2 separate regions of the Homo sapiens genome follow, and region 1 is linked to region 2. Evidence: chromatin contacts called from ENCODE Hi-C or POLR2A ChIA-PET data. All regions are on one chromosome and are shown on one strand. The core of a region is the stretch at or near the end of the contact, and the rest is flanking DNA. Distances in the headings are between cores, read along the strand shown.

Region 1 (4,642 bases), core at 108-2,607, 230 kb before region 2:
AACTCTAAATACACGTACATTAGGCCCTGCCACTTAATTTTTCTGGATAATTCCTTTGGTTCTACTAGCTTATTAAACCTCTCTTTGGCTGTGTGTAATCTGCTGCTCGCTCTGCTCATTTCAAATTTCAAATGCTACATTTTTCACTTCTGTACATTTTATTTGATTCTTTTTCAAATCTGGTTGTTCCTTTTTTTTTTTTTTTTTTTTTTTTTTTTTTAGATGGAGTCTTCCTCTGTCTCCCAGGCTGGAGTGCAAATGGCACGATCTCGGCTCACTGCAACCTCTGCCTCCCGGGTTCAAGCCATTCTCCTGCCTCAGCCTCCCAAGTAGCTGGGATTACAGGCACATGCCTTCACACCCAGCTAATTTTTGTATTTTTAGTAGAGACAGAGTTTTACCATGTTGACCAGGCTGGTCTCAAACTCCTGACCTCAAGTGATCCACCCACCTCAGCCTCCCAAAGTGTTGGGGTTACGGGCGTGAGCCACCGCGCTCAGCCCTGGTTGTTCCTTATGCTCTCTTATTCCCTGAACTTCAATTTTAATTGTTTGAAAACATAAAACTAGTTATTTTAAGTGTATATTCTGCCTGTGATCATTTCAAATCTGAAAGCTCTAAGGTTCCACTTGTACTGTCTCTTGTTTCTGCTGGTTCTCTTATCTTCCTTGTGAAGTTTATTAATTTTCACTGGGAGCTGCTCATTTTCTTGGGGACTTTGTGGACATTTCTATAAGGCTGAGATTGTAGCTGAATTCCTCGAGGAAGGTTTAAGGTTTGCTTCTGCAAGCTGACTGCGGGTACTATCAAGCAGGGGCCAGTTTCAATTTTCAACTTGAGTTTTTTTAAACCACACAAGTAGCAGGAATTCAAACTGAAAATCACGTGAGGGCCAGCTTGTGGTTACAGATTCTCAGTGGAGATATGTTTCTCTCAACCCAATGTCAAGGTCAGGGCAGGCAGGCTTCCTTTCTGTTCTCCTCTGCGGGGTGAGATTTGCTTTTCATTCTTTCTGACACTCTAGACATAGACCTTTTGGACTCAGGCTTTGAAGAGGTCTCCTATTACAGCCCCCCTTGGGGGAAGCCCAGACTTTATCTCCTGTCCCTTGCACCTCACACAGCTATGGAAACACAGGCTCCAAGTCTCCAAGGCGTCTACCTTTGCTTCATGTTGGAGATCCGTAACTTTCTTGCTTTCATGCTAACTCAGCAATGTGTAAAAAAAAAAACAAAGATTAAAACAATATTTTATCCAGCATTTTGGTTATAATCAGGGGAGTGATTAAAGGTATCGAATCTGGCAGAGTGCCAGAAACAGAAGCTCTCTCTCTCTCTCTCTGAGAACTTTCCAGAGTGTGCCTTGGCCGTGAGCCCATGCTTTTCTTTTAACACACACAAGAGCATATTCACAGATGTATCTGTGGGTTGCTGTTGCTGTTGTTGCAGTGTGTCCTCTTACATGGGCTTTTCAAGGGCCAGGAGGAAGGGAAAGTTAGGGGCTCTCAACCTTGATGTGGACATGAAACAATGAAGACTCTGGAGAAATGTATGGAGAAAGTTGAATAATGGAGTGATGGCTGTTATATGCGTGCAGCATATTTGCACGTCACCCGTTGTTAATCACAGCTTCCCCTCTGTACCGGGGAATGCATTTCAACCAGGATATGGTCACAGAAAGCTTCAAAACTGACCTGCAAAAAAAAAGTTTTCGTGCCACAAAATGAAAATGCTTCTTGCCAGTTGGAATCACACCAACCAAAGCTGGGCCTGTGGATCTTAGCAGCCCTAACCAGAAGGCCCAACCGACGGGCGTCAAGAGCCTGGCAGGGAAAGCGCTGGACTGTCTGATGGAGCGTGCATGCTTCAACCCTCATCTTTCTTAAAATGGAAGCAATCCCGGTCCCTAAATATACATGGGTCTTTCAAAACCTTGCTCCTTCTCCCACCTACCTTCACACTTCTGACTCAAGGGGGAAAAATAGCCCTCCAGCAATTCATCTCCTTCACGGGCTGCCGGCAAGCTTATAATTTTTTTTCACAGCTGAGTTATTTCTGATCTATGTCCTGGCAAAAAGAAATATAGAGCAACAGTGGCTGGGAGACGTTTGGAAGCTGTGCCAAGCCAAACAGTGTCTAAAAGTCTACATTTGAGCCGCCAACCTTGGGAAAGTGTGTTTTAACTCTACAAAAAAAAAAAAAAAAAAAAAAAAAAAAAACACACACCAAAAACCTTAAAACACTCGTGATGTAAAACGAACTTAAAATGAGGGTCAGAAAGGAACTCTCATGAGTTATAACGGGAGGCAGCCCCCCAGCCCCTGAACGTGTGGTCTCACATACCCCTTCTGAAGGCATCAGAAGAACCACAAAGCATTGCAGCTCAGCAGGTCCCAGAGGCCCCTGGGGACAGCGAAGCTTGGAGGTGACAGACAAGCTTGTGAACCTCACCACACTGCGGTTGACGCCTTCTTCACCTCTTAGCCGGGTGCTCCTGGGCAATGCATTTGACCTGAGCCTTCAGTTGCTGAACTGTAAAACTGATGCTAGAAAACCCACCTTGTGAGGTCAACACAGCAATCAGATAAAATTATATAGGCAATCACACATAATCACAGTGCTTAGAGAGTGCTAGTGCTTACTAAGTGCTCACGATGACAAATGCCGCGTTTGTATTGTTGTACTGATGCTTAGTAGATGATAATGATAATGATGAGGTTGATGATGATAAAGGAGGAGGAGTAGAAGAAATTGAATCTGAGAGAGAGAGAGAGAGACATGATTAAAGTAATTTTAGGCCAGGAGCACTGGCTCATGCCTGTAATCCCAGAAATTTGGGAGGCTGAGGTGTGAGGATCGCTGGAGCCCAGGGGTTCAAGACCACCCTGGGTAACATGGCAAAACCCCGTCTCTACAAAAAATACAAAAATTATCAGGGCCTGATGGTGTGCACCTGTAGTCCCAGCTACTCCGGAGGCTGAGGTAGGAGGATTGCTTGAGCCCAGGAGGTCAAGATTGCAGTGAGCTGCGATTGTGCCATTGCACTCCAGCCTGGACAACAGAGTGAGATCCTGTCTCAAAAAAATAAAAAATAACATGATTTTTAAAAAACAGTCAGTGGCAGACACAGGATTATAGCCTTGCTCTCCTGACCTCCAGTCCTGTATTCTTTCTACCGTTACTAACATTGCAGTCATTCTTTTAGTATTACTATTAACCACCAACAGTTCTAAACGGGTCTAATGCTCATTCAGTGCTCCCACGCACATCTTCTTAGCACTGTTTCATGTCAACTTTGTGAGGAAATCTGGAGACACCCATTTTGCAGATGAAGAAATTGAGGCAGAGAAATAAAATGATTTGTCCAATTCCAGTAAGCCAATAGCAGAACTGGGGTCTGAACTTGGATCTCTTGGGGGAAGGTCAACCCTGGTTTTGTCTTCTAAAACATCAAACTAGGATTGATTGAGGCTGGGTCCTCTGCTGACTCAGGGGACTTGGACAGGATTTGGAACCGTTCCTTGTCCTGAGGACACTCACTGACTAATGGGCCAGACAGACATTAAAAGTTAAAATACATAAGGGCTTCCAGGCCCAGCACGGTGGCTCATACCTGTAATCGCAGCAATTTGGGAGGCTGAGGAATATGGATCACCTGAGGTCAGGAGTTCGAGACCAGCCTGGCCAACATGGTGAAACCCCATCTCTACTAAAAATACAAAAATTAGCTGGGCGTGGTGGCGCGTGCCTGTAATCCCAGCTACTTGGGAGGCTGAGGCAGGAGAATCACTTGAACCTGGGAGGTGGAGGTTGCAGTGAGCCGAGATCGTGCCATTTGCACTCCAGCCTGGGTGACAGAGTAAGACTCTGTCTCAAAGAAAATAATTAAATAACAAAAAATAAAATAAAATAAAATGAGAGTAGAACTAATTGAACATCTCTTCGAGGATGTTAAAGCCCCAGAGTCTTCTCCCCAGCTCCAGGAAGCCATGCAACACACCTCTCAACCACTCCCTGGCAGGGACCTAGAGGTTTATACTCTGGAAAGAGTGAGAGAGATCCTCTGGACAGGTGCATATGGAATGCTGAGAATCCTACAACTTTCCTCCCACCCTTGTCCTAGAACACTAGCAGCCGGTCCTTCACTGTCAGGCAAGAGACTGGAAGAGGTTTCTTCAGGGAATCTTACCAGCCCAGGGAAAATGTCTTTATACAGAGACATTTCCCAAACCAATCCTCCCAGTCAAATGACCTTCAGGAAAGCTCTTATCACCAAGCGCCACTCACACACTCAGAAGGACCAATCCCATGAACAGGCAACCAAGGATTGTTAGACTTGGGAGGAAAGCAGCAAAGCTGAAACAAATGACTCAGGTAAAAGTAACTTGGAAGAAATAGAAACTATTTTAGGGGAGGAAAACTTTCTTTTTTTCAGAGATGGGGTCTCACTCTGTTGCCCAGGCTGGAGTACAGTGGCATGTTCATAGCTCATTGTAACCTTGAACTCCTGGGCTCAAGCAATCCTCTCGTCTCAGCCTTCCTAGAATCTAGCACTACAGGCATGCACCACCATGCCCAGCTAATTTTAAAAACAATTTTTTTGTACAGATGGAGTCTCTCCATGTTGCCCAGGCTGGTCTCGA
Region 2 (4,845 bases), core at 1-2,500:
TTTTTTTTTGAAACGGAGTCTTGCTCTGTCACCCAGGCTGGAGTGCAGTGGTGGGATCTCGGCTCACTGCAACCTCTGCTGCCCGGGCTTAGGGGATTCTCCTGCCTCAGCCTCCCGAGTAGCTGGAACTATAAGCGCCCACCACCACGCCCAGCTAATTTTTGTATTTTTAGTAGAGACGGGGTTTCTCCATGTTGGCCAGGCTGGTCTTGAACTCCTGACCTCAAGTGATCCATCTGCCTCAGCCTCCCAAAGTACTGGGATTACAGGCATGAGCCACTGCGCCTGGCCGAGCCTGTGTCTCTTGAGTTGCTTTTAGGTTAACATTAGATAACCCCAATTTCCAACCTCCATTCTGTCACTAACCACCTGTCACTCAATCTCTGAGCAGCTATCCATCACAGCGTTGCTGTGAGGAATTAAATAAGCTAATATCTGAAACACATTCAAGGCTTTGTTCAATAGCATAAAGATCTATTGGATGCTTATTATGTGCCAAGCACTGTGTGGTTTGTAAGAAAACATTATAAAAGAGAGCTGTTGTATAGTTGGGAACTGGCAACGGATGGTCGGCCATGCCAACTCCTGTGGTTGGGAGGATCATATGCAAGAAATGTGGTTGCTGGCCGGGCGCGGTGGCTCACGCCTGTAATCCCAGCACTTTGGGAGGCCGAGGCGGGTGGATCACCTGAGGTCAGGAGTTCGACACCAGCGTGGCCAACATGGTGAACCCGTCCCTACTAAAAATACAAAAATTAGTCAGGCATGGTGGCGGGCGCCTGTTAATCCCAGCTACTCGGGAAGCTGAAGCAGGAGAATCGCTTGAACCTGGGAGGCGGCGGTTGCAGTGAGCAAAGAACACGCCACTGCACTCCAGCCTGGGCGACAGAGCAAGACTCCGTCTCAAAAAACAACAACAAACAACAACAACGACAACAACAAAAACCATCAATGTGGAAGAGTTTCAAGTGCTCTTCATGTGCCAGGTAGAAAGCGTAAATACTACATTGCGTTGCGTTATTTATTCCATAAATATCTGTTGAGGACCCACTGTGGTGTGGCATCGTGTTCCGTTCAACGGCTATGGCTGTTTAAGTAAACGCATGAGTCCCTCCAGGACCCCAGAACGCAGCCCGAAGGGCCTCAGAGCCGGGGCGGAACCAGCGTCTGCGGAACCTTTCTTCCCGCTCCCGGTGCCCCGGAAGCCCCGGCAGGAAATGCGTCAGGGACCACGCTGCGCCGCGCCGCCGCAGTCGGGCCTCGGTCGCCACGGTAACGCGCGCGGGCAGGTGTCCGACCATGAGCGTCCGGGTCGCACGGGTAGCGTGGGTCAGGGGCTTGGGCGCCAGCTACCGCCGCGGCGCCTCGAGCTTCCCGGTGCCTCCGCCGGGCGCCCAGGGTGTAGCGGAGCTGCTGCGAGATGCGACCGGGGCGGAGGAGGAGGCGCCCTGGGCGGCGACGGAGCGGCGAATGCCGGGCCAGTGCTCCGTGCTGCTCTTCCCGGGCCAGGGCAGCCAGGTGGTGGGCATGGGCCGCGGTCTGCTCAACTACCCGCGCGTCCGCGAACTCTACGCCGCCGCCCGCCGCGTGCTGGGCTACGACCTGCTGGAACTGAGCCTGCACGGGCCGCAGGAGACCCTGGACCGCACCGTGCACTGTCAGCCCGCGATCTTCGTGGCATCGCTGGCCGCTGTCGAGAAACTACATCACCTGCAGCCCTCGGTGAGGCCCGAGGCCCCGTGACAGGAGGGGGAAGGTGAGCTCTGCCTGAGCTCTTGGCCCTGCCAGAGGCTTCCGCCTGCCATTCCGGGGGCTCCCACGTCTTACTCATTCGATCGAGTTTTTTTTTTTGTTTGTTTTTGTTTTTTTTTTTGAGACGGAGTCTCGCTCTGTCGCCCAGGCTAGAGTGCAGTGGCGCGATCTCGGCTCCGCCTCCCGAGTTCACGCCATTCTCCTGCCTCAGCCTCCCAAGTAGCTGGGACTACAGGCGCCCGCCACCATGCCCGGCTAATTTTTTGTATTTTTAGTAGAGACGGGGTTTCATCGTGTTAGTCAGGATGGTCTTGATCTCCTGACCTCGTGATCTGCCCGCCTCGGCCTCCCAAAGTGCTGGGATTACAGGCATGAGCCACCGTGCCCGGCCCGTTTTGTTTTGTTTTTTGAGACAGAGTCTTGCTCTGTCACCCAGGCTGGAGTGCAATGGCGCAGTCTTGGCTCACTGCAACCTCTGCCTCCCAGGTTCAAGCAGTTCTCCTGCCTCAGCCTCCGCAGTAGCTGGGATCACAGGTGCACACCACCACGCCCGGCTAATTTTTTTATTCTTTACTTAAATCCTCCCAGGTTCACCCACCTCGGCCTCCCAAAGTGCTAGGATTACAGGTATGAGCCACTGCACTGGCCTAAATGAAGGAACATTGAGATGAGTTGAGAATGTCACTTCACTTGAAGGTGGTGGATTGATTGCTATTAATATTTAATAAGACGGTAAATGTTAAGCTAGCACTTGAGATCCTTTACCCTATTTCACCTTCACACCACCTTGTGAGGTTAATACTGTTATTTGATGGTTGAGGAATGCAGACTCAGGGATATTAAAAGAATTAGTTAAGTGGTCCTGTTGAATCGTCATCATAATATTCATTCACTGCTTACCCTAGTCTGGGTCTGTGCTAAGCACTGTATAGACATTATATTCACATAATTCTCTCATCCGCCCTTTGGGGTAGGCCCTGTTCTTCCCTCATTTCACAGATGAGATAAAAATGCTCTTGGCCGGGCGAGGTGGCTCACGCCTATAATGCCTATAATCCAGCACTTCAGGAGGCTGAGGTGGGTGCATCACGAGGTCAGGAGTTCAAAACCAGCCTGGCCAACATGGTGAAACCCCGTCTCTACTAAAAATACAAAAATTAGCCAAGTGTGGTGGTGGACACCTGTAATCCCAGCAACTCGGGAGGCTGAGGCAGGAGAATTGCTTGAACCCGGGAGGCGGACGTTGCAGTGAGCCGAGATCACGCCATTGCACTCCAGCCTGGGCAACAAGAGCAAAACTCCGCCTCAAAAAAAAAAAAGTCATGCTCTTAACTTGTGCACAACGATATGGCCTGAGAGCCTGCTGCAGGGCCATGGCAAGGGAATCCAGAGCCCTGGGTTGGCGTCAGTGTGACCATGGACGGAGTTGATGGACTGTAACTAACCAGGAAAGCTCCTCCTAAATAAAGGGGCAGGACTCAATGATTGTCAAGGTCACTTTTGTGTGTCCTCTTCCAGCTGGTGCACCAAGTTCGTAGAACCTGGCTCACTGAGATGCTGAACACCCCGCCAGCTCTCAGGTACAGAGCCCTGGAACTGGGATCCCCAGGAGAGTGAGGGCTCACGTTCTGCATCTGTCCCCACAGGTGATTGAGAACTGTGTTGCTGCTGCTGGATTCAGTGTGGGAGAGTTTGCAGCCCTAGTGTTTGCCGGAGCCATGGAATTTGCTGAAGGTACAGGAAGGAGTTTGGTTTTATGCAAGGCTGTGGTCTTGGGCTCATTAGGGGTAAGGGACACTGCCAAAAATGATACTGGACCCACTCAGGTGATGGGAAGGGAGCACATGGACAGGGGTGACATTGGCACATGAGGACAGGGCTTTGCTGTGATTCCTTTTCAAGACTGAAGGATTCATTAGGGATTTCCCTTATTTTTGTAATCTCATGAAATCTGCTTGCTGAACTGTCTAACCCGCTATCCTGTGCACTCATACCTGCAGCACCTGCAACACGAGAGTATGTGTTCAGTAGATATTCGTTGAATTAAAGAGTAAATAAATATTGGATCTGGAGCCATATCAGTTTTACTTCTTAAGATTTTTGCTGGCCAGGAACCATGGCTTACGTCTGTAATCCCAGTGCTTTGGGAGGCCAAGGCAGGAGGACCACTTGAGGCCAGGAGTTCCAGACCATCTTGGGCCACATAGTGAGACCTTCATCTCTGCCCCCAACAAAAAACAAAAATTACGTTGGGTGCAGTGATTCACACCTGTAATGCCAGCACTTTGGGAGGCAGAGGCAGATAGATGTTTGAGCCCAGGAGTTTTAGACCACCCTGGGCAACATGGTGAAAACCCCATCTCTACCGAAAATACAAAAATTAGCCAGGCATGTTGGTGTGCGCCTGTAGTCCCAGCTCGAGTACTTGGGAGGATGAGGTGGGAGGATTACCTGAACCCAGGAGGTCAAAGCTGCAGTGAGCTGTGATCGTGCCACTGCATTCCAGCCTGGGTGACAGAGTGACACCCTGTCACACACACACACATACACAAAATTAGCTGCACTTAGTGGCATGCATCTGTAATTCCAGCTACTCAGGAGGCTGAGGGAAGATCACTTGAGCCCCTGAGTCTGAGGCTGCAGTGAGCCACGATTGTGCCACTGCACTGCGGCATGGGTGACAGAGCAAGACCCTGTCCAAAACAAACAAAAAAGAATCTAGTATAGAAACACGAGAGGTTATTGGGACTGGAGAGGGAGAAATGGAGAGTGCCTACATAGTGGACATGGAGTGTTTGAAACTAGAGAGAGTTGGTGGTTGTACAACATTATGAATACCCCAAATACCACTGAATTATACACATTAAAGTGGTTAATTATATTTTATGTGAATTTCACTGCAGTGCTTTTTTTTTAAGCGTTATAACATTATTAAGGAAAGTTTCATAATTTCACATTTTATGAAACAATTTTATTACATGTATCATTTTATGTGTACATAATGTGCAGAATTAGGCTTGGTGTGGTGGCTCACGCCTGTAATCCCAGCCCAGCACTTTGGGAGGCCAAGGTGGGTGGATCACCTAAGGCAGG

Evidence for each region. Hi-C counts contacts between places; a loop is a spot of excess contacts on that map. ChIA-PET counts read pairs that join two places held with the same protein, here RNA polymerase II (POLR2A). Pooled maps may share reads with other maps.
Region 1: a loop to region 2 is called in a pooled map, with 3 times the contacts of the local background. The contact joins the enhancer-like site here to the promoter of MCAT in region 2. A Hi-C loop is called at or near these places in 4 of 50 pooled maps. POLR2A ChIA-PET finds 5 or more read pairs at or near these places in 3 of 52 experiments (GM12878, WTC11 and naive thymus-derived CD4-positive, alpha-beta T cell).

The regions. Positions count from the first base shown.
Region 1 is chr22:43,374,846-43,379,487 of GRCh38, reverse strand. The region is part of intron 3 of LOC105373053 (a long non-coding RNA gene); the gene reads left to right. Among named protein-coding and RNA genes, the nearest start is that of LINC01639, 23 kb to the left of the region's middle. Within about 2 kb of position 1,357, at least 6 of the 41 ENCODE cell types and tissues checked have a DNase peak (open chromatin) inside an H3K27ac peak, as active enhancers do; they include GM12878, where a contact is called at or near this core.
Region 2 is chr22:43,139,803-43,144,647 of GRCh38, reverse strand. It overlaps MCAT (malonyl-CoA-acyl carrier protein transacylase), which reads left to right and starts at 1,250. Exons shown (of 4, transcript NM_173467.5): 1 at 1,250-1,722; 2 at 3,399-3,486. The coding sequence starts at 1,300. RefSeq lists a silencer at 1,226-1,495.